2 separate regions of the Homo sapiens genome follow, and region 2 is linked to region 1. Evidence: chromatin loops called from intact Hi-C (ENCODE). Cell type or tissue: tibial artery. All regions are shown on one strand. Links, peaks and the distances in the headings refer to the core of each region. The heading gives the core; the rest is flanking DNA. Region 1 overlaps LINC03036 (long intergenic non-protein coding RNA 3036). Region 2 has its middle 16 kb from the start of PRLHR.

Evidence for each region. Peaks named below come from ENCODE experiments on the same cell type or tissue, not always from the same donor. Only the 100,000 strongest peaks of a DNase experiment are listed, where the experiment ranks them.
Region 2: it touches region 1 in a loop (13-fold over the local background); 4 of 110 quality-filtered maps call a loop at or near these places.

The regions. Positions count from the first base shown.
Region 1 is chr10:118,773,216-118,789,748 of GRCh38, reverse strand. LINC03036 (long intergenic non-protein coding RNA 3036) reads left to right here. Exons shown (of 4, transcript NR_186540.1): 4 at 2,707-5,205. Among named protein-coding and RNA genes, the nearest start is that of CACUL1, 27 kb to the right of the region's middle. In tibial artery, for the core only: no CTCF peak of the experiment used is centred there; no DNase peak of the experiment used is centred there; H3K27me3 peaks cover 312 bases.
Region 2 is chr10:118,570,981-118,587,513 of GRCh38, reverse strand. It overlaps the pseudogene SLC25A18P1. Among named protein-coding and RNA genes, the nearest start is that of PRLHR, 16 kb to the left of the region's middle. RefSeq lists an enhancer at 1,731-2,930. In tibial artery, for the core only: no CTCF peak of the experiment used is centred there; a DNase peak (open chromatin) is centred at 8,943; H3K27me3 peaks cover 1,017 bases.

The DNA.
Region 1 (16,533 bases), core at 3,901-11,900:
TGCCAGTACCATGCTGTTTTGGTGACTATGGCCTTATAGGATAGCTTGAAGTCAGGTAATGTGATGCCTCCAGATTTGTTCTTTTTGCTGTGTCTTGCTTTGGCTATGTGGGCTCTTTTCTGGTTCCATATGAATTTTAGGATTGTTTTTTCTAGTTGTTTGAAGAATTATGGTGGTATTTTGATGGGAGTTGCACTGAATTTGTAGATTGCTTTTGGCACTATGGTCATTTTCACAATATTGATTCTACCCATCCATGAGCATGGGATGTGTTTCCATTTGTTTGTGTTGTCTATGATTTCTTTCAGCAGTGTTTTGTAGCTTTCCTTGTAGAAGTCTTTCACCTCCTTGGTTGAGTATATTTCTAAGTATTTTATTTTATTTTATTTTTTGCAGCTGTTGTGAAATGGATTGAGTCTTTGATTTATTTCTCAGCTTGGTCGCTGTTGGTGTATAGCAATGCTACTGATTTGTGTACATTGATTTTGCTTCCTGAATTGATTTTGAAACTTTACTGAATTCATTTATCAGATCTAGGAGTTTTTTGGATGAGTCTTTAGGGTTTTATAGGTATATGATCATATCATCGGCAAACAGCGATGGTTTGACTTCCTCTTTACCGATTTGGATGCCCTTTATTTCTTTCTCTTGTCTGATTGCTCTGGCTAGGACTTCCAGTCTATGTTGAATAGAGGTGGTGAAAGTGGGCATTCTTGTCTTGTTCCGGTTTTCAGGGGCAATGCTTTCAACTTTTCCCCATTCAGTATAATGTTGGCTGAGGGTTTGTCATAGATGGCTTTTATTACCTTGAGGCATATCCCTTCTATGCCAATTTTGCTGAGAGTTTTAATCATGAAGGGAAGCTAGATTTTGCCAAATGCCTTTTCTGCATCTATTGAGATAATCACATAATTTTTGTTTTTAATTCTGTTTATGTGAAGTATCACATTTATTGACTTGCATATGTTAAACTATCCCTGCATCCCTGCTATGAAACCCACTTGATTATGGGTGTGTTATCTTTTTGATATGCTGTTGGATTCAGTTAGCTAGTATTTTGTTGAAGATTTTTGCATCTATGTTCATCAGGGATGCTGGTCTATAGTTTTCTTTTTTTGTTATGTCTTTTTCCGGTTTTAGAATTAGGATGATACTTGCTCCATAGAATGATTTAGGGAGGATTCCCTCTTTGTCTTTTGGAAGAGTTTCAATAAGATTGGTACCAATTCTTCTTTGAATGCCTGTGAATCCGTCTGGTCCTGGGCTTTATTTTGTTGGCAATTTTTTTTTTTTTTTTACTGTCTTAATCTTGTTATTGGTCTGTTTAGAGTTTCTATTTCTTACTGATTTAATCTGGGAGGGTTGTATATTTCCAGGAATTTATCCATCTCTAGATTTTCTAGTTTGTGTGCATAAAGGTGTCCACAGTAGCCTTTTGTATTCCAGTGGTATCAGTTGTAGTATCTCCCATTTCATTTTTAATTGAGCTTATTTGGATCTTCTCTTGTCTTTTCTTGGTGAATCTCGCTAATGATCTATCAATTTTGTTTATCTTTTCAAAGAACCAGCTTTTTGTTTCATTTATCTTTTGTATAGGTTTTGTTAGTTTGATTGTTTCCATTTTATTTAGTTCTGCTCTGATCTTGATTATTTTTTTTTCTTCTGCTGGGTTTGGGTTTGGTTTGTTCTTGTTTCTCTAGTTCCTTGAAGTGTGACCTCAAGGCTGGGGCACATTAGCCCTACCACCACACCCAGCTATTTTTCTGTCTTCTTGTCTGATGTTTTCTCACCCCAAGCCAGCACCACTGCCCTGCCAACTGCCAGGGTATCCTCAGATTCTAGGAGCACTGCCTATTATTATTATTTTTAATTATTCTTATTTTTTGAGACTGGGTCTCACTCTGTTGCCCAGACTGGAGTGCAGTGGTGTGATCTTGGCTCACTGTAATCTCTGCCTCCTCAAGCAATCCTCCTGCCTCAGCCTACCAAGTAGTTGGGACTGCAGGTGCACACCACAATCCCTAGCTAATTTTTGTATATTTTGTAGACATGGAGTTTTGCCATGTTGTCCAGGCTGGTCTTGAACTATTAGACTCAAGCAATCCTCCCACCTTGGCCTCTCAAAGTGCTTGGATTACAGGCATGAGCCACCACACCCGGCCCCTGATTAGACTTGAAAATAGTCTGATTCCTAGGCCCAGAGAAAGTCTCTTGGGTCCACTTTTCCCTTCCCTGTTTGCAAGAACTCTGCCATGGGGCTGGCCAGGTTTACTGCTGTTGGGCTGACATGATAAACCCACCAAAAGGGTGGCTCCTTTTTTGGAGATCAGAAACTAGGCTGGTGGTTGCCCAGAGAGTGCTTTGAAGCATCATAGAGGAGAGGAAATGCATGGAATGATTGTGGGAAGACAGGGAGAAGGAACCATAGGACCCCTTTTCTAAGTCTCAGGCATTTCCTCCTCATGGAAGATGTGAGTTGACTGTAAAATACAAGGAGGAAGGCTTCCATGATAAAGCATGGTGTTCAGAGGAGCCCTGCAGAGTCAGGAAGGAGGGAAAGACAGAGGCTGGTCCACACGGTGCCCCAACTCTCATTCTGGACCCCAATTCATCCATTGACATTGCAGGGAGAACGTGTGCAGTGGGCTGAATGATGACCCTAAAAACCTGCGAACGTGACCTTATTTGGAAACGGGGTCTTTGCAGATGTAATTAAAGATTTTGAGATGAAGTGGTCATCCTGATTATCCAAGTGAGCCTGAAATCCAATGACACATGTCCTGATAAAGGACACACAGAGGAAAAGACAGAAACATGGATGAAAAGGCAAAGTGAAGACAGAGCAAAGCCGTCCAAGCCAAGGAATGCTGATGGCACTAGAAGCTGGAAGAGGCAAGAAAGGAGCCTCTCCTAGGGCCTTCAGAGGGAGCGTGGCCCTGCTGACACTGCCGACACCTGGATTTCGACTTCTGGCCTCCAGAACTGTAAGAGAACAAATTTCTATTGTTTTAAGTGGCTGAATTTGTAGTAATTTGTTATGACAGTTGTAGAAAACTAATGGGACATAGGACTAGAGTCCTAAAGCCCAGTCCATGGTCAGGGAAGTGGAGAGGGAGCTGAGGATATCCTCCCCAGGGGCCACAGACTCATGTGAATATAAAGCCTTTTTTGGTTTCTTTTGAGTAAATCACTCGCAATCCCATAGATTTCTGATTTTTTTTTTTTTTTTGAGACAGATTCTTGATCTGTTGCAGGCTGGAGTGTAGTGGCCTGATCTCAGCTCTCTGCACCCTCTGCCCCCTGGGTTCAAGCAATTCGGGTTCAAGTGATTCTCATGCCTCAGCCTCCTGAGTAGCTGGGACTACAGGCATACACTACCATGCCCGGCTAATTTTGTATTTTTAGTAGAGACGGGGTTTCACCATGTTGGCCAGGCTGGTCTTGAACTCCTGGCCACAAGTGACCCGCCTGCCTCAACCTCCCAAAGTGTTGGGATTACAGGCATGAGCCACCGCGCCCAGCCAGATTTCCAATTTTATATAAGACCAAGCCCTACTTACCAGATACTTTTATATAAACTATTCAGTTGCTACTAACATTGGGCATAAGGCATTGTTTTACACTTTAATATCATGTACAAAACCACTTTTTTTTTGATAAAGCAAATCAGTGGTTTCCAAGTGGGGCGCTCAGCACAAGGTGCTGGGTTGTGTGAAAAAATATTGGAACTTTGGGGCTAAAAAAATAACAAAGCAATTATACTTTCCTAATCTTTTAATGTTCAGAAGATGATACTTTCAAGGATCATTTCTATCATTTGTTACTAGAAAAGTTTCTCTGAATGTGTAGAACACCAAAAAGTATTAAACAAAAATTTTAAAAACCCACAAAGCACAAAACGGACTCAGCTTGACAGTCATAGCTTTCCTCAGAGGCTCCTTTGCCACCCATGGCACAGGTGCAGCCTTGAATGCTCTGTGATGTGGGGGCCGGTGCTGGTAACCTCACCACCTGCACATCAACACTCAGGGGAATCTGAGATAGTTTGGTCTATTCGCAAGTGGGTAGATGGATTTATAAACTACACAACCTAGGCCATTTTTTGTTTTTGTTTTTAAAGAGACAGGATCTGGCCCTGTCCCCCACACTGGAGTGCAGTGGTGCGATCTTAGCTCACTGCAGCCTCGAACTCCTGGGCTCAAGCAATCCTCCTGTCTCAGCCTCCTGAGTCGCTGTGACTATAGGTGCATGCCACCACACCCAGGTTTTTTTTTTTTGTTTTTTGTTTTTTTCCTGTAGAGATGAGGTCTTTTTGTGTTGCCTAGGCTGGTCTCAAATTCCTGGCCTCAAAAGATCCACCTGCTTCAGCCTCCCAAATTGCTAGGATTTATAGATGTGAGGCACTGGACCCAGCCCATGATCTAGTTTTACCAAAATTGATCTTTACAAAATGAAAATGTTTTAATAGATTATTATAGATTGAAGATTAAAGATAATACTAATAGTATAAGTCCCAGAAAACCATAAGAAATTGGCAGAGCTTATGTGGCTAGTATCAGCTCTATATCAGCACATTATGAGGTAAAATGAAATCTGCCAAGAAGTCAGCCTCTTTGCCCCCCAAACTAAAATGATCAAGAGGGTCCCTTGAAAGATGGATTTATGTCCACTGTCATTCATGAGCTCACCCTTAGTGTGTATTGTGCCTTGCAATATTATTTATTAATAAAAAAATGCCATCAAAATTAACACTAAAATATTACATCTTTAACTCATCTTTAAAAAATTTTTAATGTAATGTATATATAATGTATACATAAATATGCATGTATTGGAGCTGCAAATGTCTTAAAAAATAGAGATTTCTATGGACTGAACTGTGTTCCAACAAATACATATGTTGAAGCCCTAATCCCCAGTGTGACTGTATTTGGACATGGGGCTTTTAGGAGGTAATTAAGGTTAAATAAGGTCATAAGGGTGGGGTCCTAATCAATTGAATTGGTGACCTTGTAAGAGAGGGATGAGAGAGATATTGTGCTCTCTCTCCCTGTGCATACATCCAGGAAGGACCATGTAAGAACATAGCAAGAAGGCAGCCATCTGCAGACCAGGAAGAGAGACCCCACCACAACCCAACCATACCAGCACCCTGATCTTGGGTTTCCATAACTATGAAAAAATAAACTTCTGTTGTTTAAGCTATTCTGTCTGTGTTATTTTGTGATGGCAGCCTGAACAGACTAATACAGGGATATATGATCAAAAACATTCGGAGACCACTGAGAAATGGGTCAGTGTAGTTGGTTGTGGCAGTAACAGCTCCCACTTGTTCCTGGTTCCCTCGTTCCATGCCCTTGGGTGGTCCCCTCCCACGGACTCTGGCCTTGTGACTTGCTTTGGACAATGTAAAAATAGCTAATGTGTCACAAGCAGAGGAAAGTGCTTGTGAGTTGGTGTTTGCCTTCTTTCTTACCGTGGGACCTTCTGGCACCTACTGAACAAGACCATTGTACCCTCCTTGTGTGTCCAGAATTGGCGGGTTCTTGGTCTCACTGACTTCAAGAATGAAGCCGCGGACCCTCACGGTGAGTGTTACAGCTCTTAAGGTGGCGCGTGTGGAGTCTCTCCCTTCTGATATTCAGATGTGTTCGGAGTTTCTTCCTTCTGGTGGGTTTGTGGTCTCGCTGGCTCAGGAGTGAAGCTGCAGACCTTCACGGTGAGTATTATAGCTCTTAAGGCAACGCGTCTGTAGTTCGTTCCTTCCGGGGGGCTCGTGGTCTCGCTGGGCTCAGGAGTGAAACTGCAAATCTTCGCGGTGAGTGTTACAGCTCAGAAAAGCAGCGTGGACCCAAAGAGTGAGCAGTAGCAAGATTTATTGCAAACAACAAAAGAACAAACCTTCCACAGTGCACAAGGGGACCCAAGCCCGTTGCCAATGCTAGCTCGGGCAGCCTGCTTTTATTCTCTTATCTGGCCCCACCCACATCCTGCTGATTGGTAGAGCCGAGTGGCCTGTTTTGTCAGGGCGCTGATTGGTGCGTTTACAATCCCTGAGGTAGATACAAAGGTTCTCCACGTCCCCATCAGATTAGTTAGATACAGAGTTTCGACACACAGGTTCTCCAGGGCCCCACCAGAGCAGCTAGATACTGAGTGTCGATTGGTGCATTCACAGACCTTGAGCTAAACACAGGGTGCTGATTGGTGTATTTACAATCCCTGACCTAGACATAAAGGTTCTCCAAGGCCCCACCAGAGCAGCTAGATACGGAGTGTCGATTGGTGCCCTCACAAACCTTGAGCTAAACACAGGGTGATGATTGGTGTATTTACAATCCCTGAACTAGATATAAAGACTCTCCACGTCCCCACCAGACTCAGGAGTCCAGCTGGCTTCACCTAGTGCATCCCGCACCGGGGCTGCAGGTGGAGCTGCCTGCCAGTCCTGTGCCCTGCGCTCGCATTCCTCAGCCCTTGGGTGGTCGATGGGACTGGACGTCGTGGAGTAGGGGGTGGTGCTCGTCGGGGAGGCTCAGGCCGCACAGGAGCCCATGGAGTGGGTGGGAGGCTCAGGCATGGCGGGCTGCATGTCCCGAGCCCTGCCCCGCGGGAAGGCAGCTAAGGCCCAGCGAGAAATCGAGCGCAGCGCCGGTGGGCCGGCACTGCTGGGGGACTCAGTAGACCCTCCGCAGCCACTGGCCCGGGTGCTAAGTCCCCCATTGCCCGGGGCCAGCAGGGCTGGCTGGCTGCTCCGAGTGCGGGGCCCACCAAGCCCACGCCCACCTGGAACTCCAGCTGGCCCGCAAGCGCTGCACGCAGCCCCGGTTCCCGCTCGTGCCTCTCCCTCCACACCTCCCTGCAAGCTGAGGGAGTGGGCTCCAGCCTTGGCCAGCCCAGAAAGGGGCTTCCACAGTGCAGAGGGGGCGCTGAAGGGCTCCTCAAATGCCACCAAAGTGGGAGCCCAGGCAGGGGAGGTGCCGAGAGCAAGCGAGGGCTCTGAGGACTGCCAGCATGCTGTCACCTCTCACTTGTAGGTTAAGAAACCATGGGGAAGGTGGCTGCAAACATCCCAACTGAGGCCCAGGACCCATGTATCATCCTGGACCACCCACCTCTGGCTAACCTGGTCCAGAACACAAGAATTGCTCGGATCACCCATAGAGTCATGAGAAAGCAGAAACATCTGTTGCTTGAAGCCACTGAGTTTCTGGGTGGTTATGGAGAAAAAGCCAAGTCATACAGTGGGGCAGGTACATCACAAACTCTTGCCCGGTTTAAATGCCTTGTAGCCTAACAAATGGATGTTCATCAGATGTGTGACATTTCCAGAGCCTAGAATAGGGCCTAGCACATATTAGATGCTCAAAAACATTTATTGAGTAAATGAAGAAGATAAATCATAGCAAACACACACTGAACAGTTCCTAAATATGTTTACATGGATTCTTGCACTTAATCCTTTGCCCAAAACATGAGGTAGGTACTATGATTTTCATGCCCATTTTAAGATGGGGCAACCAAAGCTTAGGGAAGTTAAGTCCCTTGCCCGAGATTAGACCACTGGAAACAGCTGGATAGGGACTGGGTCTCTCCCATCCTGCCTGTCTGCCTGCATAGTAGCCACTTAGGTGCTGTGCAATACCACCAATTCTAGACTGCCTGTCCCTCTATATGGAATGAAATTCTGAGAATAAAAGCCAGAAACAGAATTTTCAGAGTCCCTCTGTTGCTTAAGTTGTCCTTAGTTCATCGGGCCCCTCCAGGCATACAGTGGTGGCTGGGGTCTGATCATTTAGCTCTGAGAACCAGGTTTCTCATCATGGTGGCAGCTGTGTGCCTAGTGGGCCCTGCTTGATTGGGAAGAGGTCACCAATGGAGGTCATTAGGAGTAAAAGACGCAGACCAGGAGCTGGCTGCTTCCAGAGCCAGTACCTAGGAGGAGAGCCAGGCTGTGCTCCAGCTTGGGCTCTATGAGAACTAATTGATGCCAGTTGCATTCCCTGGGACCCAGGTGGTGCCCATTATGCAAAGGAACAAAGCCAGCTCAGTAGAGAGTCTGTGCTAGGCAGGGCTTCTGCAGCCAATAGCTTTCCCTGGTGGCATTCTGTGTACGGCCTTCTGTCTGTCCATCCTGACCTGCATCCATCTTCAGATGGACAGAAGCAGCACAGATTGGATTGGCTGCGTAGGGTCTACGCACAGGGTGCATGCTGGGCCACTTGGGCTTTGTTTACGGCAGGCCCCAGTCTGAAGGGAGCAGGTCTGGCAGCTTCTAGAAGAGGACTGTCATGTAACTGGCTAGTGTGCTCAGAGCTTTACATAAGGTTATTCTTTCAGTCCTTGAAGGGAATGAGCTCCCAGTTCCAAGTGTTCCCATGCTGTTATTCTCCATTACAGTATACTATTTGTTGTGATGATTTCGTGTATTTATTTGCTTTCTTTCTCATCTCTTCCCCATTGGGCTTCAAGCTCCATGAAGGTCAAAGTCTTACCTGTCTTTTTCTCCATATCTTCAGCATAATATCATGCAAATAGCAGATGTATAATAAAAATTTGTTTGGTGTTTTTTGAGATGGAGTCTCATTTTGTCACCCAGGCTTGAGTGCAGTGGTACAATCTCGGCTCACTGCAAACTCCACCTCCCAGTTTCAAGTGATTCTCCCGCCTCAGCTCCCAGAGTAGCTGGGATTACAGGCGCGTGCCACCAAGCCCCGCTAATTTTTGTATTTTTAGTAGAGATAGGGTTTCACCATGTTGGCCAGGCTGGACTCGAACTCCTGACCTCAAGTGATCTGCCTGCCTCGGTCTCCCAAAGTGCTGGGATTATAGGCTTGAGCCACCATGCCTGGACTTGTTTGATAAATTCTTGAAGAAAGATATTTTAATTTTTATTTAATAAAGCAAAACTAAAGTTTAGGAATGTTGGGTAACTTACTCATGGTTACACAGCAGTAAATCTTAGAAACTAAATTCTAACTTGGGTTCAACTGACTTTGAAACCTGTGAGGTTTTTCTAAAGCATGAGGTAGGTACCACCTGTGGTAGGAGAGATAATTTAAGTCATGCACAAGCACATTTAAAAAATATTAAATTATAATGCAAAAGTCATTTCCTTTCCATTTATCTTTCAGTTCTGATTATTTCAAGAAAATAATTTTTCCAAAAAGGAGCAGGCCTCAAGTTCAAGAGCAAGGCTAGCAGATGAGGTTTGGCTGTGAGAGGCAGAAAGCTTGAAAAGAGTGGTATTACAAGATAAAGTATGGTTCTTTCTCGTGTAAATGAACCAGAGGCAGGCAGCCTAGGGTTGGAAAAGCAGTTCTATGATTGTCAGAAACTCCTTCTACTACACTGCTCTGGCACCCATATTAGAGTCTCTACTTTATAGCCCAAGATAGTTGCTGCAGCTCCTGCCATCATGTCTACCTTGTAGCCATAAGGAAGAAGGCGAAATTCCTGCCTTCTTCTTTCAGAACCACTTCCTGGAAGTCATATGCAACAATTCAGTTTATAGTCCTTTAGCCACTAGGAGAATTGAAAAAAGAAGGAATGGAGGGAGGAGGAAGGAATGGAGGGAGGAGGAAACAATAATTATGTTTCTATCGCTGTATTAGGAGCCTGGCTTTCACAAGGCCCATGGGCTCGTTGTACTTGGCGGAGTCTCTAAGCTGGAAGCTTTGATCAGAAGATAAAGAAGTGCTTGGTTGTTGGACTGCCTGTACACTGGGACTTGCCCTGTGGTTCTGGGTCCACAAGACTGATGAAGAGAGGAAGTCACTGTACTGGGCCTTGTGGGAGAGGGGCAATTTCCTTTTCTCCCCAGGGTGTATATGTGGGAGGAGGGGCTGTTCCCCTCATTATGCCTCTAAGCCCAATGAAGGGGGAAGATTGCAAAAGAATCCCTATAGGGCTCAGGTGTACCCTGCGGAAGCAGAGCCTGGTACTCCATCCCGGTCAGATAATGCCCAGGCCCTGGACGTGCTGATCTCTGGATGCACCGATCTCTGGATGGGCCTCATTGAGCAGGGGAGAAGAGGGCAGAGAGCAGGCTGGGACAGGCACCTGTCCACCCATGTGTGGCCCTGAACATCCATATGTGTGAGTTTCCCAGGCGTCCAAGGTACGTGGTGGAAGGTGGCTGCCTCCAGGCAAAAGGACCCCCCAGCAGCAAGAGGTTGTGGGTGTAACTGCCAGTGAAGACAGCTCAGGTGTGTGGTGGAGTGGAGCCAGGTTGCTCATGTTAGGGAATCAGGCAATGGAAGGCCTGCCTTGGATCTAGGTGAACTCATGTCTGCATCCCGCAAGGCACCAGCCTCTGGAAGCTGCCCCCAGTAAGGGTTAGACCTGCAAGCAGCACCCACCAACCCTGAGAAGACTGCAATGTGACAGCTACACTAGGAGACTGCTGTCCTTTATCCTGAATTTCCAGCTCCCAGCTCCTACTGCTAAGAAGCTGGAGAAGAGAAGGGGAGGGTTGTCCCAGAGACAGACCAAACTTCCCTCCACCCCTAGGTCAGAGAGGAGGAAGACGGGAAGGCAGATTGCTTGACCTTGTGCAAAACCCTGTAGCTGCAAGCCCAACTGTGGTGGGGAGGGGGTCATCTTGGAGTCAGATAAGAGATTAGAGTTCTAAACCAGACGGGGCTGAGCGTCAATAAGGAAAGGGATCCGAAAGCTCTGAAATCTGCCCAAGATCTTGTGAAGTGATGGGAAAGCAAGGGTTAACAGAGACTGGTTCATTCTTTTATTTGCCAAATGTACTTGCCACATACTATGTGTTAGACACTGCCAGGGGCACAAGTCTCTGCCCTCATCGAACAGTGGGAGAGACAGATGATGAAAAATAAACACACACTCCAGGATCAGGGAGTGAAAAGTGCAATGAGGGACTAGGAAGGGCTTGGAGGGAGACAGCCACCTTCCCAGGAAGCGATACTGAACAAGGACTTGAGTGAGGGGGAATTCCTGTGACTGCTTGCGGAAAGACCCAACTGAGGTGGATGTCGGCATTTTCTCCCTATTTCCCACTGGAGGTGGCCCACCCAGCCTGGTAGAGTCTCCCTGAGTGTGTCAAAGCTGGCTGGTAATAAGAATCTCAGATTCCCAAACCCAACCCTGGGATTCTGACCCAGTTGCAGGTGTCAAAGCTGGCTGATAATTAGAATCTCAGATTCCCAAACCCAACTCTGGGATTCTGACCCAGTTGCATAGGGGGAAGAGGCAGGAATCTTTCCCCAAACTCCTCATCTGAGTCTGATCATCTGGAAGTCTAAGAACCACTGACTGACTCAATCATCACATCTGCTACTCACTAAGCCCCTGCTAGACTGAGGAGAGAGTTGGAACCATTGGTACTGGGAGCTCTTACTGTGTATCAGGTACTCTATTAAGCACTTTACCTGCATTATCTTTAAAAAAAAAAAAATCCTTGTGAGAACAGTGAGTACCATTATTCTACCCATTTTATTTTTATTTTTTAAAAACACAATTAGTACATTGATTATTCTATGCATTTTATAGATGAGGAAACCAAGGCTCAGAGATATTAAATAACTTGTTTGAGATCACAAGGTGACATATGGTAGAACCAGGTTCTGACCTGGGCATCAAACTGTGGCCCTGCCCTGTGCCCTGAGATGAGAGACATGCACTAAGGAAGGAACCAGCCATACAAGGCAATAAATTCCAGGTGACAAATAGGAGTGGAGCATGCACAACTTAAGATTTCAGAGGACAGAAAGAAGCCAGTGAGGTCTGGATGTTCAGATGTAAGGGCTGGGCCATCTCCGGTGGGGAGTAGAGTGCAGGAAAGGAGAAGCAGGCAGAAGATAATGGTCTAGATCCGGAGTGTGGAACAGTTGCAGGAGAGAAGCAGAGACCAGAGACCACGTGGGCCCTGGATGGGGAGGTGGAGATAGTGAAACCGACCCAATGTCCCATAGATCATTTAAAAAAAATAAATATATATATATACACACATAGAAATGGACCCTTCTGGTCTTAAAGCTTGAAACTTACATTTGTTTTATCTGAGTTCCTTCCTCAGGAAATGACCTTCAGGCCTCTCAAAAAAAGTATCAGGCCAGGCGCGGTGGCTCACGCCTATAATCCCGGCACTTTGGGAGGCCGAGGCAGGTGGATCACTTGAGGTCAGGAATTCAAGACCAGCCTGGCCAACATGGTGAAACCCCGTCTCTACTAAAAATACAAAAAAATTAGCCAGGTGTGGTGGCGGGCGCCTGTAATCCAAACTACTCAGGAGACTGAGGCAGAAGAATAGCTTAAACCCAGAAGGCGGAGGTTGCAGTGAGCCGAGATTGTGCCACTGCACTCCAGCCTGGGCAACAGAGTGAGACTCTGTCTCAAAAAAAAAAAGTATCAAAGAACTGAAACTCACCAGATCACCCCATCCAGACAAAAAGACTCCAGGCCCTTCGTTCATCATGATTGCTTCCTTCCCCACCTAGTTCCTGTTTTCTTACACATTGTTACATTTATTCCTTGCTGTATAAACCACTAGTTTTGGTTGGTCTGGGAGATGGATTTGAGCCTGAGCTCCTCCTATCTCCTTGGCTGCAGCACCCGATTAAAGCCTTCTTCTGTCATCTCAATGATTGGCTTTCTGTGTGGCAAGCAGCAGGACCTAGACCGAGCCCCTGATGTTTCTGTAACAGTAGTACTTGCTTTGGCTCTCTATGGTAAGAGATAAGGATCCTTGTCCTAGGGTGGAGAGATAAATGGAGTCCGGGGACCAGAATTTTCCTGGAAGCTAATACGAAACACCTAACAAACCAGAGGTTTCATATTCAACATAGCTAAAGATAGGAACTCAATGCAAAAACCAAAATGGTGAAAGTTCGCTCCTCTATCTTTGTGGCATCCCCATTGACTGGCACTCAGGGACATGCATCTTCTCTGCCCTTCACTTCCCTTTGCTATGCCTCTGATCGTTTGCAGGAGGCTTGGAGGTATTTTGTTTTTCTACCTCCAGCATTCATGAGATCTCGGTAGTCTTATAATAAACCCTGCCTTCTGCTTCAGTTAGTTTGAATAGTTTCTGATCCTTGCAACCAACATATCCCTGCCTAGAATAGAAATAATGGGGGAAAAAAATAGAAATGACAAATATCGTTTCTGATACAGGCAAGTTGAGATGCAGGAATGGACCACATATGTGGAACTCCACCAGGAAGCTGGGAATTGAGTGATGGCACTTGAGTGATGCATTAGTTAAGATAACATGAGGTGCAGTGGCTGAGAAAGCCTGAAAACCTCAGTGGCTTAACACATGTTTATTTCTTGTTTGTACCATAAATGTGGCTATTTGTGTTCAGGCAGCCTTCATCCAGGAAGTACATCCTTCCTTCTTGTGGCTCCTCCCTCCTGTATAACCCTGGAGTCCTCTGCAGTCAACTATGCCTAGGCCAGGCCTGTGGGAAGCATTGTGCCCCAATGTGACAAAGATCCCCTCCGCTCACTTGCAATCGGCAGTAACAGGTTTTCAGTCACGTGATCCCACCAAAATCCAAGGAAGCTGATGCTGTGGAAAATAGTATGGCTATTCCTCAAAAAGTTCAACAGAATTACCATCTTGACCCAACAATTCTATTTCTAGGTTTCCATTCTCAAAGAATTGAAGACAGGTGTTCAAACAAGTACTTGTACACAAATGTGTGTAACATTATTCACAACAGCTCAAAGATGAAAAGAGCTCAAGTATCAGTCAGTGGATGACTGGATAGACAAATTGTGGTCTAGTCATGCAATGGAATATTATTTAGCCATAAAAAGGAATGAAGTGCTGATATATGCTACAACGTGGATAAACCTGGAAAGTATGTTAAATGAAAGAAATCAGGCACAAAAGGCCACATATTGAATGATTCCTTTTATAAGAAATATCCAGAATAGGTCAATCCATACAGACAAAGCAGTTTGGTGGTTGTTAGGGGCTGCGGGGAGGGAGGAGTAGGAAGTGATTACTTAATAGGTACAGGCTTTTCAAATCTTGGAGTGACGAAAGTGTTTTGGAAGTTGATATACGGAGTGGCTGCACAACGCTGTGATTATACTAACTGCCACTGGATGGCCCACTTTCAAGTGGCTAATTTCATGTTATGTGAATTTCATCTCAATTTTTTTTATTTTTTTATTTTTTGAGACGGAGTCTCACTGTGTTGCCAGGCTGGAGAGCAGTGGCGTGATCTCGGCTCACTGCAACCTCTGCCTCCCAGGTTCAAGTGATTCTCCTGCCTCAGCCTCCTGAGTAGCTGGGACTACAAGCGTGTGCCACCACGCCCAGCTAATTTTTGCATTTTTAGAGATGGGGTTTCACCATGTTGGCCAGGATGGTCTTGATCTCTTGACCTCATGATTCCCCTGCCTCGGCCTCCCAAAGTGCTGGGATTACAGACGTGAGCCATCCACACCCAGCCTTTTTTTTGTTTGTTTCTTTTTGAGATGGAGTTTCGCTCTTGTCGTCCAGGCTGGAGTGCAATGGCACGATCTTGGCTCACTGCAACCTCCACCTCCCAGGTTCAGGCGATTCTCCTGCCTCAGCCTCCCAAGTGGCTGGGATTACAGGTGCCCGCCACCACGCCTGGCTAATTTTCTGTGTTTTTTTTTTCTTTTGAGGCAGAGTTTCACTCTTGTTGCCCAGGCTGGAGTGCAATGGTGGAATCTTGGCTTGCCACAACCTCCGCCTCCCAGGTTCAGGCGATTCTCCTGCCTCAGCCTCCTGAGTAGCTGGGAATACAGGCATGTGCCACCATGCTTGGCTAATTTTGCATTTTTAGTAGAGATGGGGTTTCTCCATGTTGGTCAGGCTGGTCTCGCACTCCCGACCTCAGGTGATTTGCCCTCCTCAACCTCCCAAAGTGCTAGGATTACAGGCGTGAGCCACCACGCCTGGCAATTTTTTGTATTTTTAGTAGAGACGGGGTTCTGCCATGTTGGCCGGGATGGTCTCGAACTCCTGACCTCAGGTGATCCACCTGCCTTGGCATCCCAAAGTGCTGGGATTACAGCCATGAGACACTGCACCCGGCCAATCTGAATTTTTAAAAAGGTAGCAAGGGGGCTGGACAATGTTATCCCTGGCTGGACAGCTGGTGCTTCCTAATGATAACCCCATAATCCAGAAGGGGGTCATGTATCTTTGGTGACCAGCTAAATACCTGTGTGCACATATCTGCCTCGCACTGTCCCCAGAATACAAACCTTCTCCCCAAAGGAAATATCTCAAAGACCTCTTAGGTCATATCCAGCTCAAAGCTGAGGATATGCAGTCCTCTGTTGAGTTTGGATGCGACTTCTCTTGCTTTGGTGACACGTAAACTAAAAGCACAAGTTATCCAAATGACTCCCCACCGCCCCCACCTCCACACCCAGCATACAGAGGCAGAGTAGAAACAGCATGATGGCCCGGCGCGGTGGCTCATGCCTGTAATCCCTAAACTTTGGGAGGCCGAGGCAGGCAGGTCACCTGAGGTCAGGAGTTTGAGACCAGCCTGGCCAACATGATGAAACCCTGTCTCTACTAAAAATTCCAAAAATTAGTTGGGCGTGGTGGTGGGCACCTGTAATCCCAGCTACTGGGATTACAGAAGGCTGAGGCAGAAGAATTGCTTGAACCTGGGAGGCAGAAGTTGCAGTGAGCCGAGACCATGCCACTGCACTCCAGCCTGGGCAACATGAGCAAAACTCCGTCTCCAAAAAAAAAAAAAAAAGAAGAAGAGAGAAAGGAAGGAAGGAAGGAACAACATGACTACTGGCTGGGTGCAGTGGCTCACGCCTGTAATCCCAACACTTTGGGAGGCTGAGGCAGATGCGTCACTTGAAGTTAGGAGTTCAAGACCAGCCTGGCCAACATGAAGAGACCCTGTCTCTACTAAAAATACAAAAATTAGCTGGGTGTGGTGGTGCACGCCTGTAGTCCCAGCTACTCGGGAGGCTGAGGCACGAGAATCACTTGAACGGGAGATGGAGTTTGCAGTGAGCCAAGATCGTGCCACTGCACTCCAACTCCAGCCTGGGGGACAGAGTGAGACTCCATCTCAAAAAAAAAAGGAAGAGCATGACTACAATAATACACACTTGAATTCAGAAAGGGAAGAATGGCAGACTGACAGCAGCCCCTGGCTATAGCAATTGTGAGATCCTGCAAGGGCAGACACTGGGGAGGTGAGACCACTGATGGAGTCCCTCCATTAAACCCCATTCTGACTCCTAGGAGGAGCACCCTGATCCATTGTTCTTGGTGGCCCTGACCCCCCCTTTGGGAGATTCCTCCTTGATCATTATTTCTTGGGCCACATCTAAAGTGAGTGCTGGGGAGTTTGCCCCACTTAGAAAGAGCCAACTTCAAGCCTGTGCAATCCATGGGGCCCAAGGATTGTTTAATGCTTGAACAGTCAAAACCTTTCCTAGTTTCGGCTTGTCTTTTCTTTGGCAATGAAATGCCCTCAAAAATGTACTGGGCTTCTTACCACACACAAAAAGTACATACTGTATTATTTTAGTTATGTTCGAGAA
Region 2 (16,533 bases), core at 4,483-12,482, 200 kb after region 1:
AGCTGCTTCCAGATCCTGCACAGCACCCCACCAGGGCTGGGGCAGGCCCACCAGCTGTTCTCTGGCAGACAGCAACTGGTGTCTATGAGACTCTGCCAACCCAGGGTAGGATTTTCCCAGGAGTCAGGAGCATGGTAGGGTCCCTCTTCTAGCCATGAATCCACATGGGCACAGGTCCATGAAGAGTCAAATCCTTCACCTTATTTGCCCACAGGCAAGCATTTCAGCAGGGCCCTTAATACTGTTGAGGTTTTGTCAACAAAGGTGAAGGTGAAGGGTAGGGAAATATGAAGTATGGTGCAGGAACCAGTAGCTACTACAAGCAGAGGAGCTGTCATCTCTCAATCCAGAGACCAGAGGGCAGGGAGGAGTTGCTGAAACTCCCAAGGGTGGAGTCATTTAAAGGAGACTTTCTCCAGAGGAGCAGTAGCCTTAGATAGAGGGATGGGGCCAGCCTAGGATAGAGGGTTGAGCCAGCCTGGAGTGGAAGGATGGGCCAGCCTGGGGTGGAGGGATGGGGCCAGCCTGGGGTGGAGGGATGGGGCCAGCCTGGGGTGGAGGGATGGGGCCAGCCTGGGGTGGAGGGAAGGGGTCAGCCTGGGGTGGAAGGATGGAGCCAGGCTAGGATGGAGGGATGGAGCCAGCCTGGAGTGGAGGGATGGGGCCAGCCTGGGGTGAAGGGATGGGCCAGAATAGGATGGAGGTATGGGGCCAACCTGGGGTGGAGGGATGAGGCCAGCCTGTGGTGGAGGGATGGGGCCAGTCTGGGGTGGAGAGATTGGGACAGCCTAGGATGGAAGGATGAGGTCAGCCTGGGGTGGAGAAATGTGGCCAGTTGACTTCTGTACTAAGTGTCAGAAAAGTGATACATAAACCATAAACAAATGCCATGTGAATTCAATGGTGGGGCTGTTCATGTATGACCCTGGCAGTCAGAAAAGCCTTCATGCAGGAGGTGATATTTGAGCTAGACTTTGAAGGATGCCTGGGATTTTCTTTTATTTTTTTTTTATGAGACAGAATCTTGCTCTGTCTCCCAGACTGGAGTGCAATGGCACGATCTTGGCTCACTGCAACCTCTGCCTCCTGGGTTCAAGTGATTGTCCTGCCTCAGCCTCCCAAGTAGCTGGGATTACAGTTGTCCATCACCATGCCTGGCTAATTTTTGTATTTTTAGTAGAGACAGGGTTTCACTATGTTGGCCAGGCTGGTCTCGAACTCCTGACCTCAAATGATCCATCCACCTTGGCCCCCCAAAGTGCTGGGATTACAGGCGTGAGCCACCACCCCCAGCCAATGCCTGGGATTTTATGTAATGAAGAGAGTAGTGGCAGGAGAGCATGCTATGGGCAGGGTAAGGTGATTAGCAAAGGAAGGAAAGGGTGATGCCTATTTGAAAGAGTGCAGGCTGTGCTTACGAGACAGAGTGGTGAAAAGCTGGCTGAAACTAGATTCAGGAAGATTAGTAATACCAGTTAGGTTGGCTGAATTCTTACTGTGTGTAAGGCACAGTGCTGTACCTTACATTGCATCACTTATTTCTCAGCACATTAGGAAGTAGACATTCTCATTGTTATTTTTATTTTACAGATAGGAAAACAGATATTTAGAAAAGTCAAGCAATTTGCCAAGGAATGATGTATGGGAGGTGGTGGAGCTGGGATTTGGTCCAAAGTCTGCCTTCCTAACCACTATAAAGTCCTACCCTGAGTTTCAACCTAAGGAGTCTAGCTCTTCTTGGGAGGCAGTGGGGAGCCAGTGAAGGTTTAGGGTGAGTGGGAGATAAAAGAATGACTTGTTTAGGAAGGTACTCTGGGACCTAATGCTGGCAAAAGGGAAAGTGTGGAATGGGAAGGCAGGAAGTGGGGAAATACATTAAGGAATTATTGCATGGTCCAGGAGAGAGAGAATCAGGACTGGAAGTGGGCCAGTTTAAGTGAGGATGAAGAAGAGATAGGTGGAAAAGGGCCTTAGAGAGTAATTAGCATCATATCTGAATGTCTTACCTCGTTCAACATTTCACGTTTGCCCCAGGAAGAAAAGGTAGCATATGGGATCTAGGCCACAGATGCTCAATTCCCACGTCAATCAGGAATGCTTTCTGTAGGAAGTAACAGAATACCAAACTAACCACAAGGCAGAAGTCCTAAGGTTCTTTATCATCTGATTTACAAAGAAGTCTGGAGGTGGGTGGGTGTCAGGTCGGCCCAGTAGCTCAATGGTGTCATTGAAGACTTAAAATCTTTTTCTGTCTTTTGCCTCCATTCATCGTTAACTGCTTCACCTTTATCCTGATGCTGTTACCTCAGGTCTTCAAAATGGCTGCTAAAACTCCGGATACTCATCCACATCCGAGGCAAGAAGGAAGGGGAAAGGGAAACACCAGCAACTCTCCTTCAGTGCAGGAAGGCAGAGGCCTTCTCAGTTGCTCTCGTTATGTATCACTTGCCAGAACTGGGTGACATACTCCTAACTGAAAGGGAGGGAAAGAAACCCTTTTACGCCTCTAAAATGGGAGGTTCATACTGGCCATTGGGTTATCTGGCCCACAGGACTACCACAAGTCCAGGGCAGCATCTTCTTCAGGCCTTGTTCCATATTCAAGAGCCCTTGTTCCATATTCTTCCCAAATGAGAGGGAACAAACATGTGTTGGGTTCTGAAAAGTGGCAAATTGTAACTCGGGGAATATGGGCCTGAGTAACCACTGCACACTAATGGCTTCCAGCCAGGCCTGCCAGTGTTGTGATTCACATTTTATGAGTCATCAGCTGTATCTTAGCAGATAGCTGCTAGAAAGTTGAAGTTAATTTCTTTTTAAAAATGTCGTAAGGTAATCATAAACCATGGAGACTCAACGGTGATGAAAATGGATGAAAAATAACATAAAGATGCTTGATGCTAAAGCATAACTGTGCTCACTGCTGAGTTTTTTTCCCCTTTTTTATGTTATGATGCTATTCCTGCTTTTATGCTTCCAGATTGTGATAAGAGGGAGGGTTGGCTACCTGCTCTGTTGCCAAACTCCCAAACGCAGAACCCTGGTCATTTTAAGGCAATTTTGAAGTGTGGGTTTCCTGCTCTGCTCAACACGTGGGTCCCTGCACAGATGTTGGCATTTGTTACAGCACCTTTGGTCAACCTTCCCTGAGGGCCAGGGGCTAGTGTGTGCCTGCTGTATACTCTTTGTAGCTCAGAGTTCACAACCTCGAGTTTTCTGAGAAGTTGCCAAAGTCAACCTCCATTGTTCTGAGGCATAGTCACATTGAATCTCACTAGGCCCAGGATTCTGTGGCAAAGTCCCCCACAGAAGAAGACCATAGGAGGGCATGGCTGTTCCCTAAGAGATAACCCTGAGGTGACACATGGCCTCCTCTTTTAGGAACTGTGGGTAGCTCAATCAGTCCTAAAGTTGGCCTGATGCTTCTGGAATGCTGTTTAGAATAACACCCCATTTCCTACTGCAGCGCCTTCTACCTTGCTCTCCTCCTGGAGGAAGAGATCTTTCCCTTCAGGTCTCAGCTTAAATGTCACCTCCTCAGAGATGCCCTCTCTGACTGCCTCATTTAAAGTGCTCTGGCCTCTTATTCTTAACTTTATCTCCTTGCTTTTTCTCTTCATGACGCTCATCATGATTCGTCATGACACATTGGTCTGTCCTCTATGAGATGTGAGCTTCGTGTGGGTACAGGCCATATCTGCTTTCTTCACCCATGTATCCCCAGGGTCCAGCGCACTTCCCTGCAGTGAGCCAGGCTGCACCCAAGAGGGCTATGACTGCAAGGTTAGTGCCTCCATCCATGGACTGGGCATAGGCTTTTGCCAGGGGAATTTCTATTACGTTCCCAGTATTGTCTTTGAAAGTACCCATAAAGGAATGACTTGTTCAGGAATGTACTAGATTTCCCTTCTTGTTTTTCTCATTTAGAGGCTCCCTTAATCACACAACTATGAGGTCTGAGATTATGAAACTTCACATAGCAAAAACAAATGAGTTAAATGACTTGCTTCAGAATGCAGGTACCATTATCTGATTTTAATAAATTGAAAGGTTCCCAAACCTGGCTGTGCATTGGAATCATTTGCAGAGCTTTTCAAAAACACAGGTTCCTAGTACCTACCCGAGACCTACTAGATAAGAAACTCTTGATGTGAAACTGTATATTTTCAAAATGTCATGTTTGGTAATCAATTAAAAAAATGTTGATGTAGTGAACATGTTAAAAATAACAAGCTTGGCCGGGCGTGGTGGCTCATGTCTGTAATCCCAGCAATTTGGGAGGCCAAGTCCGGTGGATTACTTGAGGTCAGGAGTTCGAGACCATCCTGGCCAACATGGTGAAACCCCATCTCTACTAAAAATACAAAAATTAGCCCGACATGATGGTGCATGCCTGTAATCCCAGCTACTCGGGAGGCTGAGGCAGGTGGATCGCTTGAACCTGGGAGGCAGAGGATGCAGTGAGCCATGATCATGCCACTGAACTCCAGCCTGGGTGACAAATTGAGACCCTGTCACAAAACAAAACAAAACAAAACAAAACAAAACAAAACAAAACAAAACAAAAAAATCAATCTTGCTAGGAGACACATCCGTGTGTTATTGAACCAGAATTCTAGTAGCAAATTGGCCTAGGTCATGGGGCGGGTGTTTCTCAGGTGCCTCAAATGTGTAAGGTGCAATCTTCTTTGGAGCATTTTCTTGTCCAACTTCAAGCAAGAGATGAGAACTCTCTGAGGGTGAAGTGAGCCCTGTAGGTGCCTCAGGGCTCTATGCTCTCTCCAGAAACTGGGGGCAGCCTGGTGGGCTCAGGATGATGCACACAGTGGGTGCTCAGGGTCCTGCTGTCCTTGCTATGCAAAGGTAGCACAAGCGGTGGGCCCATGTTTCTTTCTGAGATTCCTACTCCAAGCCATGCTCACACATCTTCAACACCAACAACAGCCCTGCGGAATTGATACTGGTATCCCAGTTTTACAGATAAACAGACTGAAACTCAGAGAAGTCATTTATCTACAGTGCAGTGGCACTGAGATTCGAATCCAGACCTGTCTGGTCCCTAAACCCCTTTCTGTTACATTGTCCTACCTCACACAATGGACATATTAATAATAATGACAAACAATAATAGTAATAATAACTATTGAAACACACCTGATAGCAGTAGCTTAAGCACACCCTTAGAATGACCACATGGCAGACGCACCTGAATGTGTGTTCTGAGTTAGGGAGCCCGGGTGTGGCCAACCCGGAGATTCATTCCTTAGCTACTAGGGGCATCTGAGCCCCTGATCAGACATCTGATTGAAAATTTACTGCATACTATGCAGTGAAGTATTTTATAGATAGAAACTCTATGAGGTTGGAATTATGGATATCTCACGTATCTGTTAGCTTTGGCTGCGTAACAAACCACCCCAAAACATAGTGGCTCACATTGTGTCAAACCCCTACCCACTTCAATAAGGAAGGCACCAGGTTCAAGAGACTGAAGAAGAGACCCAGAGCCAGCAAATGAGACATGGGGTTTTATTAGGGGCTTACATACAGGGGAGAGAGTCCAGTGGTGGTGGGCTGGGCAGGATAACTGCCTTACATACAGAAACGGCCTAGTGGTGGCGGGCTGGACAACATAACTGCAGAGCCCTGTGGTAGTGGGCTGGGCAAGATAACCACCACCACTTGCTAACAGCCTGCAGTTTCTCTAGCATTTTGACTTAACAGCCTCCCTTTAACAACCTCCACCTGGTAATCTTCGTTTAACCCAAAACTCAGGGCCTCAAATCCTCTGTAGAGCCTGTATTTAACGGGACTGACCGGGGTCTCAGATGCTTCTCATAGATAAGGAATGAATCTCTGGGTTGGGCATGCCTGGACTCCCTAACTCAAAACACACACTCAGGTGCATCTGCCATAGGGTCATTCTAAGGGCATGCTTACACTACTGCTATCAGGTGTGTTTACTGTTCAGCTTAAATCAATTAAAAAAGTTATTACTCACAGTTCTGTAGGTCAGCTGGGCAGTCCTTCTGATCCTCTGGCTTTCCGTCTCCTGGTGAGTTGTTGGGGACTGGTTGACCTCACAAGTCAACCTACAGTGCCTTCACAAGTCTAGTGGTTGGCAGGCTACTGTATTAGGGACCCTCAGCTGGAACCACTCATCCCTTCCTCGCATAGCCTCTCATCCTTGTAGGCCAGCCTGGGCTGTTCACATGGTGGCAGAATTCCAACAGAAGGAGTGGAAGCTTCTAAATTTATCAGAGCCTAGACTTGGGACTCATACAATACCCCTGCTTTATTCTATTGGGCAAAATCAGCCACAAGGCAGTCCAGATTCAAGGGTTGGGGAAATAGGCTCCACCTCTCAAAGAAAAGAGCTACAAGATATTTGTGGCCATTGCCAATCTACGTATACTGTAGGTCAGGAAACTATGTAACAGAGAGATTGAGTAGCTTGGCCAAGACCATACAGCTTGTAAGTCAGCAGCAAAGTTGGGAATCAAGCTCAGGAAGGCTTCTCCAAAGCCCAGATTCCTTCCCCACTACCCCGTGCTGCCTCCCGAGAAGCGTACTGTTTCCTCACGTGTGTTGGGTTTTCCTGAACTGCGCTCTCTCTCTCTGTCCCCATTGCTTTGTGTTTGCCAGTATCCTTTGACGTCCAGACAGCTGGTCTCCTGGCACATGTTGTGCAAAGGCTGGCCTTGACACAAAGCTAAGCCCACAGTGGGTCTCCCAAGCCAACCCATGCCCTCTGTGGATGCTGACCAAGTGAGGTCTGATATTCTATCATTAGATGGACGTCCCTCGCCTCCTTTCCTCTCCTCCTTTCCCTCCCTTCTCTCCTTACCCTCCCTCCCTCCTAAAATTTATTACCCATGTCTTTCTTCTGCCTTTGCTACTGGTTATTTTCCACTCCAATGGAAGGATGAAGAATGCTCTGGCTGCTTGAATGAATGCCCTGCTAAATACACCAGTGCATGAGCAATTTATCAAGCCATTCTTGCTCAGGTGCCTATTATGATAATCAGCAGGTAATAATACTCAGGGGCTGCAGCTACAGCCTGAATAGAAATCAGCCTGCCTGGACTAAGAAAAGAAAAATCACGGTAAGACTGTATTTATGCACCAATTTCTCATGCTTATTGTCAAGGTAGTTAGGATGTGTGTCTTAATGAATCTGTTCATTAGGGGTGATTTGGTTTTGGGTTTATTTAACTCTCAGCATCCCTTCCCTGTGGTCAGCGCACCTGCTCAGAGAGCATAGTTCATTGTGTTGTTTTTTGACTGCAAACCTGACTCACGGTGAACAGGCTAACTCCTGGATGCTCGTAGCTGATGGAACAGAACCCAAGAGGAGCAGACACAGCCTTGTACTTCACAGCAATAAGGCTGATTTCTGCATTTGATTGTTGACTGTTATTCTGGGACACGCCAGGCACTGCCCACTTTACAGAATTCTGCTTGCTGCTGTGCCTGCTGGGACTTGGAGAAGATTGAGAGTTTCCTGCTGGCTAGTCGTGCTGTAAAATATCCTATTCTGGGCGGGGAGAGACTCTGACATACATGTAGAGGCCAAGGTCCTCAGAAGGACCATGAGGGAACATCTGGTTCAATCCCCTCATTCAATAGATGAGATGACTGAGGCCCAGAGAGGGTATGGGGCTTATCCCAGGGTGCACAGCCTGCGTTAGTGACACAGCAGGAGCATACATCAGTGATTTTGTTTCAATTCTTAGTATCATTATTTTTCTGACTTTATAAATCATTCATCTTATTTTTAAACTAAACAATATATAAAAATATAAGGAAGACATGGAAAAATGCAAGTCGTTTGTTAAGCTCTGCAAGAATATCACTGTGAGTTTATGCATGATCAGGCTTATTTCAGACACTGTTAAGAATAAAGTAGCTGGGCCGGGTGCAGTGGCTCACATCTGTAATCCCAGCACTTTGGGAGGTTGAGGTGGGAGGAATGCTTGAGTCCAGGAGTTAGAGACCAGCCTAGGCAACATAGCAAGGCCTCATCTCTATTAAAAAAAAAAAAAAATAAAGTAGCTGAGGAAAATAGAACTGGCAGATAATTGAATAGCAGATAGCCATCGATTGATGGATTTTCTTTTAAAACAATTTATTGAACACACTCAGCCTTTACAATGACAGCAGGTCAGTGGATTCAGTTCCCAGTAAAGCTTATTTAAAGCAAAGATGTCAATTTATACCTCACTTTTCTATCACGAAGCATGGGGCTGCACTGTTGGATTCTGGGACAAATAGAGAAAGGAGAGGGTATTGCGGGGACTCACTTAGGTCGAGTTCCCATGATGCAAGAATTCTTGTTGGGTGTTTACCATTTTTTAAACATATATATCTTTACAGTAACTTTTAAGAGATACGTATTAGTGTATGCATTTGATATCAAATAAATTTAGGTGCCAAGAGATGAGCTTATCTTGCCCAAGAATGACAGCAAGAAGCTTCATAAGCTTATTCAATAAGAAGCCGGACTGGTCTAGTGGGGAGCACAGTGGGGATGAATGAATGCCACCTTCTTCCACTCTCTGTCTCCCTCAGATCAAGCTTAAGGGAGGGAATACATGATGGACTTGACTTTGTTCCCCTGGCCCACTTTATTTAAATCTCCAAGGATATTGACTTCTATTGGTAACTGGATAACAGCTGCTCCAGTCTTTGACCTGTACTCCATCCTCTGTGGTTTAATCATGGTTTTCATGCCTGTTTTCTGACCCCAGGACAATGGTAAGTACCCAGAGACAGAGACCATGTTTCGTCTCTTATACCTCCCAGATAAGATAGCTTAGTATGAAAAAATATAAATGAGTAGGTGAGTATGTGAATGGATGTGTGAGTGAAGCAACTGAAAGAGGCAAGACACTCTTCTCCCTGTAATCAGATGATTCTAGGGACATTTGTGCTTGGGGCTGCCCAGCCTCCATTGCCTCTTCCTGTTGGAACTTCCACTTTCTTTGATGGAATTAGCTCTTTCTCCATAGTTCCAGATAGGTGGGACTGCAGTCAGGTTCCCTGTTCTGTGTGGCCACGGGAACAAAACCAGGTTGATCTCTTTGGACTATTATGCTAGAGAGCAGAAGAGTTAACATAGATCAGGAGCAAAGCTACAAATGTATCTTGAACACAAACTGGGTTTGATACTTTTATTCTGATAGGGATGAAAAAGAATGCATTTGCCTGATAAAAGGCTATATATCACATATCAGAGGCCAAGTTAATATTTTATAGCAAAGATACCATATTCAGCACAGCAGCTGCAACTGCTTGATTGAGTTTACAGCACTCCAATGCCATCTTCTAGCATCTGTCTAGTTTTTACAAGGTTCAGCCTTGTGAATAAAATGCAGTTAATGAATAATCACAACCTCTCCATCTTTAGGTCTATAAGGGTGGCACTAATTTGTGTCATTCCCTCTGGGACACAGCATTGCTGTTGATTTACTGTTTTGGCTGGGAGAGGCTGTTTTAGAGTTTTTCTGAAGGCCTTCCCCATTCTGATAGCTCTCATCCCAGAGACCATGAAACTAATGTAGATGTTATACTATCAAGTGAGTTTTTGGGAACCACAAAAATGAACACCAGGTGAATCCATAGACCCAGTAAGCCTACTGTGAGTCAAATCTGGCTGAGAGCTCATATATTACCTGGCCTCCATATACCCCCAACTATAATGGGGGGGGCATGATGGAGCTTTGGGTCTCTAGGTGTCAATGCCAATGGATATCCCGTGCTGACAGTCCTTGAACTGTTTGGGTATTCCTTTTCCCTCAGTGTACAGTTGCCTAAGTAGATGGCTGTAGGACCTCTTAGGCAAAGACTGCGAGAATCATTACCATGTACACTTGCTCTGGTGTTGCTGAATCCTTCCTCCTAAGACCTATCTCTGCTTTAGTCAATGGATTCTGGGTCTAAAAATTGGTGTGGGTACAAAAACTGGACACAGGACAATAACTTTTTATTGACATGACTATTCTCAATCTCTGGATCAAAATTTTGGTGTGTTAGCCCAGATATCCCTGTCCCACGTGTCAGAATCCAATTCTTTCCCAGTGGGGCCTTGACTGTAACAAGGTTAGGTTAAGAGCTTGGTTACCTTTTCAATTAGTCTAGCTTTGGTCCTCAGCTTTCTCTGCCCTTTGGCAGCAGATCAGCACCTTCTTATATACTCCCTGGAAAACTCTCTGGCTTTTACATGTAGCTTTAAGTGGCCAGTTAATCACCCTCAGCTGTTTGTTATTATTATTTTTTTGAGGCAGAGTGTCGCTCTTGTCGCCCAGGCTGGAGCACAATGGCGCGATCTCGGCTTATTGCAACCTTTGCCTCCTGTGTTCAAGCAATTCTCCTGCCTCAGCCTCCCAAGTAGTTGGGAGTACAGGCGCCTGTCACCATGCCAGTCTAATTTTTGTATTTCTAGTAGAGATGGGGTTTCAAAGTGACGATCAAGTTTAGCGATAGCCAACACCCTGTCAGCATCACCAGGAGCTGAGCTTCACCATAAGTGATGGGGTCCACATGCTAGTTGCATGATTCCGTACCAATGTGTGCTTTCTTGGACCATTCTTGGCACCAGTGATTGCAGGTTGGGTTACTCAGGAAGCAGATTAGAGATTAGCACATGAGGCATTTATTAGGAAATGCTCTAGGAATCAGTATCTGTGGAAGGGAAGGGAAAGATCAGGAAGGTACAAGGAGAAGTTGATTTCTTTTAAGTGTCAGTGGAGGCCTTAGCTGATCCTACTGGTTGCTCTGAAGCTGGGATGATTCTTCAGAGTTGTTCTGATTTGGAGCAAGGAGCTGGGCCTTTATTTCCCAGCACCAATTTATTTACTGGATGCAGGCTGTCCCTAAAAGAGACATGACCTTGGGGGAGGCAATTTTCTTTCCAGTTGAAGCAATCCTTGAAGAGGGCTGACAGCTGAGAGTTGTCTTTTGCCAGCACTCCCAGCAGATGGGGAATACATCCCTTTCCCTGAAGGCAGATCTGGGTGACACATCACAGTGCTCAGCACACTTTGTGTGCTCTACTAAGCAAAGGGACTCTACTTATCTTCAGGTCCCTCCTCTAGTGTCACAGGAAAACTGGGAGAAGCATTGAAATTTCAGGAGTTCCTTTCCCTCGGCACCATTCTCCATTTCACTGTAAACGAAAGGAGCAAGCAGAACGGAATATTTGTCTTGCCTCTATCTCCCTACCTCCCTAGAAGACAAAGCAAATATATTCAAATTTGTTCTAAGTAACATATTTTACCCATTTTTCTACACAGTTAATATGCATAGAGGAAGTGGACGATTGACATCTTCATGATGCTGAGTCTTTCAAACCATGGACATGGTATGTCTCTCTATTTTGATATTTTTTGATTTCTTTCATCAGTAATTTTCAGCCCACAAGTCCTGTAAAGGTTTTGCTAGATTTATACCTGAGTATTCCATTTTTTGAGCAATGGTACATAGTGTTTAATTTTAAATTTCATATTCAAGTTTTCATTGCATATATATATGTATATATATGTACAATTGATTGTGATTTTTGTTTGTCTTTTACCTGTTACCTTGCTGAAGTCACTTAATTCTAGGAGGGAGTGTGTGTGTGTGTTTGTATGTATTCCTGGGATATTCTACATAGACAATCATGTCATCTGCAAACAGGGACAGTTTTAATTCTTCCTTCCTTTGTGATCTCTTTGCTTTGTATTACCTTTATTTCCTTACTGCACTGGCTAGTGCTTCCACTGCTATGTTAAATAAAAGTGGCAGGAGTAAATATCCTTGCCTTGTCCCTAATGTCAGCTGTAGCTTTTCTGTAGATGCTTTTTATCAAGTTGGGGAAGTATCCCTCTATTCCCATTTTTCTGAGGGTTATTGTCGTAAAAATGGGTGTTGAATTTTGTCAAATGCCTTTTATGCATCAGATGACATGATTATAAAATTTTTATTCTCTAGCTTGTTAACAAGGTAGAGTACATTGATTAATTTTCAAATACTGACCCAGCCTCGCATATCTGGAATAAGCCCCACTTGGTCATGGCGTATTATTTTTTATATATTGCTGAGTTATATCTGCTAATATTGCACTAAGAATTTTTGCATCTATGTTAGTGAAGGATGCTGGTCTGTTCTTAAAAAGATTTGTAGTATCCTTGTCTGATTTTTGTCTCAGAGTAATACTGGCCTCATGAATTTATTGGAAAGCGTTCTTCCTCTTGTTTTCTGAATGAGATTGTGTAGAATTTGTATTAATTCTTCTTTAAGTGTTTGGTAGAAGTCTCCAGTGAAAATATTTGGGCCAGGAGATTTTCTTTTTGGAGAAGTTTTTAAAAATTACAAATTCAATTTCCTTAATAGTTTTAGGGCTTTTTAAATTATTTATTTCATAAGGGACTAGTTGTGGTAGTTTGTATTTTTCATGGAAGTGGTTCCTTTCATCCAATTTGTTAAATTTATGTGTGTAGAGTTGTTCATAGTATTTCCTTAGTATTCTTTTGATGTCTACAGGGTTTGTTGTGATACACCCTGTTTCATTCCTGATATGTGTAATTTGTATCTTCTTTTTGTTTTCAGTCTTGCTAGATGTTCATACAGTTTATTGATCTTTTCGAAGAACCAGTTCTGTGTTTTAGGGGTTTTAAAGTTGTTTTTCTGTTTTCACTTTTATTGATTTCTGCTCTTATCTTTATTGTTGTCTTTCTTCTGTTAGTGGTGGGTTTATTTTGCTCTTCTTTTTCTTGATCTTTGAGGTGGGAGAGTAAACGGTTGATTGGATATTTTTTCTCTTTTCTAATGTATGTATTTACTGCTATAAATTTGCCTCCCAGCATTGCTCTAGCTGTGTCCCACAAATTTTGATGCATTTCATTTTCGTTAAGCTCCATGTACATTTTCTTTAACCATTCATGTTTATTTCAAATAGTGTTCCTTGAACATTGATAGGGAGGGGTCTGTGAGGGCCTGTGCTCTAGGAGGAGGGATTGAGAAGGGTGGCTGCTCTGACTTTGCCCAGGCTGCTCAGTCAGAGCTGGCCTCATTCATCTGCCTTCCAGGGTTTGAAAGGCTGTGCTTGGCTTCAAACTAGGTGCTGACTAGGGGCTGTCATGGTCCCCTTGAACTTCTGATCCTCCTTTTCCCCAAAGTCAGCATGAGGATTCATCATAAGTTGTCTAATTCAAGATTAACGAAATTAAATCCTCAAACGGACTCAACTGTGCTGAGTTTGAGTGTGAAATAGAAATATTAAAATACAGAAACAGCCCTTCTATCTTGACTATCTGTTAAGGTCCTGCAATTAATACAACAAAAGCAAGTACTATTTTTGTTGTTGAATAGTTTATAATAATAGTAATAGTAATATAATAATAATAATAGTAATAGCAATCCCAGAGAGGTGCTGTGATGGGGCCTGGCAGCCTGCTCCCTTCATAAAGACATGAAGTCTTCATGGCAGTTTTATTATCAAAAGATAATGTCTTTAAATGCATAAAATACATGCACAGGTTTACAAAGGAAATCAATTATACTAAAACAGTTAATATATCCCAAGTGTGGACTTTTTAATATTTTAATATATGTGTTTCTTTATTACTACAGTAAATACACTATCTAGTGGTGGTTGGGGGTTTCTGAAAGCCCCTGGTAGCTGTACCCACAAAGGAAATAAATGCAGGTATGAAGGGAGAATAAGGCCATGCTCAACATGCTTATTAGAATAGGGTTGTTACTTCTGAGTAGAGGTAGCACTACAAGTTGGAGAAGAAGACATGCTACAGGTGGCCTATCCTGTTCTTGCCCCATCCAGGCTGAGTAAAATGGGCTGGAGAGAGAGAGAGAGCCATGAGTACAAGGACTCAAACTCCAGCTCTATCTACTCAAAACACCTTAAGATATACTCTCCAATACCAATGAAATAGATGTCCTGAGCATTCCCAGAGAGGTGCTGTGATGGGGCCTGGCAGCCTGCTCTCTTTATGAAGACATAAAGTCTTCATGGCGGTCATGGCGTATTATTTTTTATATATTGCTGAGTTATATCTGCTAATATTTCACTAAGAATTTTTGCATCTATGTTAGTGAAGGATGCTGGTCTGTTCTTAAAAAGATTTGTAGTATCCTTGTCTGATTTTGGTCTCAGAGTAATACTAGCCTCATGAAATTAATTGGAAAGTGTTCTTCTTATTATTGTCTGAATGAGATTGTGTAGAATTTCTATTAATTCTTCTTTAAGTGTTTGGTAGAAGTCTCCAGTGAAAATATTTGGGCCAGGACTCCAGAGTTTGCTGGCACAGTGGTGACCCTGCCACAAATGTCCTCATCCCAGGCCTTCTTTGAGGGTTTGGACTCAAGTTTTCAGAATGTCCAGAAGTGTCACCGTGACTGCAAACTATGGAACCTGCTGCACAGCCTGACCTGAAAGAATGAGTAGAGGATGCCTTTCCAGTAAGCTCATTGAACCCTGGGTGGTTAAAGTTGGCAAATGGTGGGAAGTAGATGCTGGAGAAGGGAATATCTCTAAGGAGAGTAGCACCAGGCCTTTGTAGAGGCCAGCCAGGCTCTGAGTGCAAAGCACCTTCCCGGCAATGAGGGTGGTAGAGGTCCACTTGTGGGTGGAAGCTGTGACCTCACCCTGATGGGGAAGGGGGAGGCACTGCCTCATTACTGCTAGGGGAGGTAGACGTTCAGGTTTTCCATTTGGCCTCTGTTGACACTCTAGAGGGAACTTATTTCTCATTACTGCTGTACAATAGTGAAAGTCTTGACCCTACTAAAGGCCCCGTCTGATACCACCCCAGTAGGGAGGGGGAGGGATCCCTTATTACTGCTGGGTGGGGTGGATGTCCCAGCTCCATGGATACTGGCAGGTTGGGGATGTGGAGAAGGAGATGGGAGTCATTAAGGTCTGGCTGGAATGGAAGTCCTGGCTCCCTGCTTGGCCTCTTCGGATCCCACCCCGGTGGGAGTGTTGGGGTGCCTTGGAAATGTAGAAGTCTGGGCCTTCCGCCTGGCTTTGCTCACGTGGGTGTTGGCCACAGTGTTCGTTCCTGTGGTCTGTGGCTGGAGTGGAGCAGTCATCGTCCGAGTTATCTATCTTGCTAAGCTTTTTTTCTAGGCTTGACTAGAGACAGCAGGCCTTTTGGGGTGGCTTTTGGGCTCATGCCTGATGGTATTTTTGTGCTGCCAGGCTTTTCAGCTCCAAGTCTGGGATATACGAGGCAAAAAGACAACCCAGGGAACTCTCCACTGTGTTGTACCCCGGATTCTGCGGTCCTTGTCTGGTCTGTCTCATTTCCACCCTTCAGAGTCTTCTTATCTTTTCTTTTGTGTAATATCCAGGATTTTTATTTATGCTTGGCAGAAGCAATAGGGAAAAGCAAATCTATTTTCTTCCTGGAAGCAGGAGTTCCAAGATAATGTCTTTAAATGCATAAAATACTATGCACAGGTTTACAAAGGAAATCAATTATACTAAAACATATATATCCCAAGTGTGGACTTTTTAATATTTTAATATATGTGTTTCTTGATTACTATAGTAAATACGCTATCTAGTGGCAGGTTGAATGGTCACTGTAATATTGAAATAATGATTTGCATAAATGGTATTCTGAGAATTTGCCACAGTTGCAGGATAATGTCAAATGATCTGTGATTCCCACTGGTGACAGAGTCACTGGTTTCTCTCATACAACTCTGCTTTTTTGTCCACATTTATAATGGAAGGAAATGACAGATTTTAGTTATAGATGAGTGAAAAATAAAAGTCAATTGTTTTCTGATCCCAGTTCACAGACCCACTGAATTCTTAACCCTGGCTCACAGCCCCTGCTTTTAAGGATAAAATTGGATATATTGTTAACCTCGAGCCCAGAGCAACAACAGCAAACCTTATAGGCAGAGATTTCTGGCAGACTTAAAAAAAAAATCATTTGAGACCAAAAGCCCACAATGATCAATAAATAAGATGATCAGGCAAGGATAGCCAAGAGCACAGCTGGATCTGATTAGGGGATGACAGGAAGCCAAGTTTCTGAGCCAAACACGGGATTCCTGCTGCCCAGGACCATGGACACTGAGTCAGTCAAGTGGGCAAACCCTGTGAGACCCTGGCCTCTGCTGATCACCCAGGAAAGATGCATCTGAGAAGAGGGTGGGTCTTTGGCAATTCAACTGGGCAGAGTTTAGAAACAAGAAGCCTCCCCACCCCTCCTAAAACCAGCCAATTACTCACTCTGCGCCTGTTCCTGCTGCACAAAAGTGATTTTCCTCTGAGGACACTGTGTTCTGAATTCCAACGTTCAGGGCCTGACTCCCAAACAATGGCTATCTGGGCAGCCTCAGATTGGTTTGGCAAATGCACCATGTGTTCATAAAAGGCAGGACTGCATGGTGAAGCCCTTGGAGGACCAGAAAAGCTACATCTGCAGGAAAACGAAATAAGCACCCCAATTTACAAGTTACCAATTTGATCCTATTTGTCTAGGGCTGGCCTGATGCAATTTGAGGGGTGGTTAG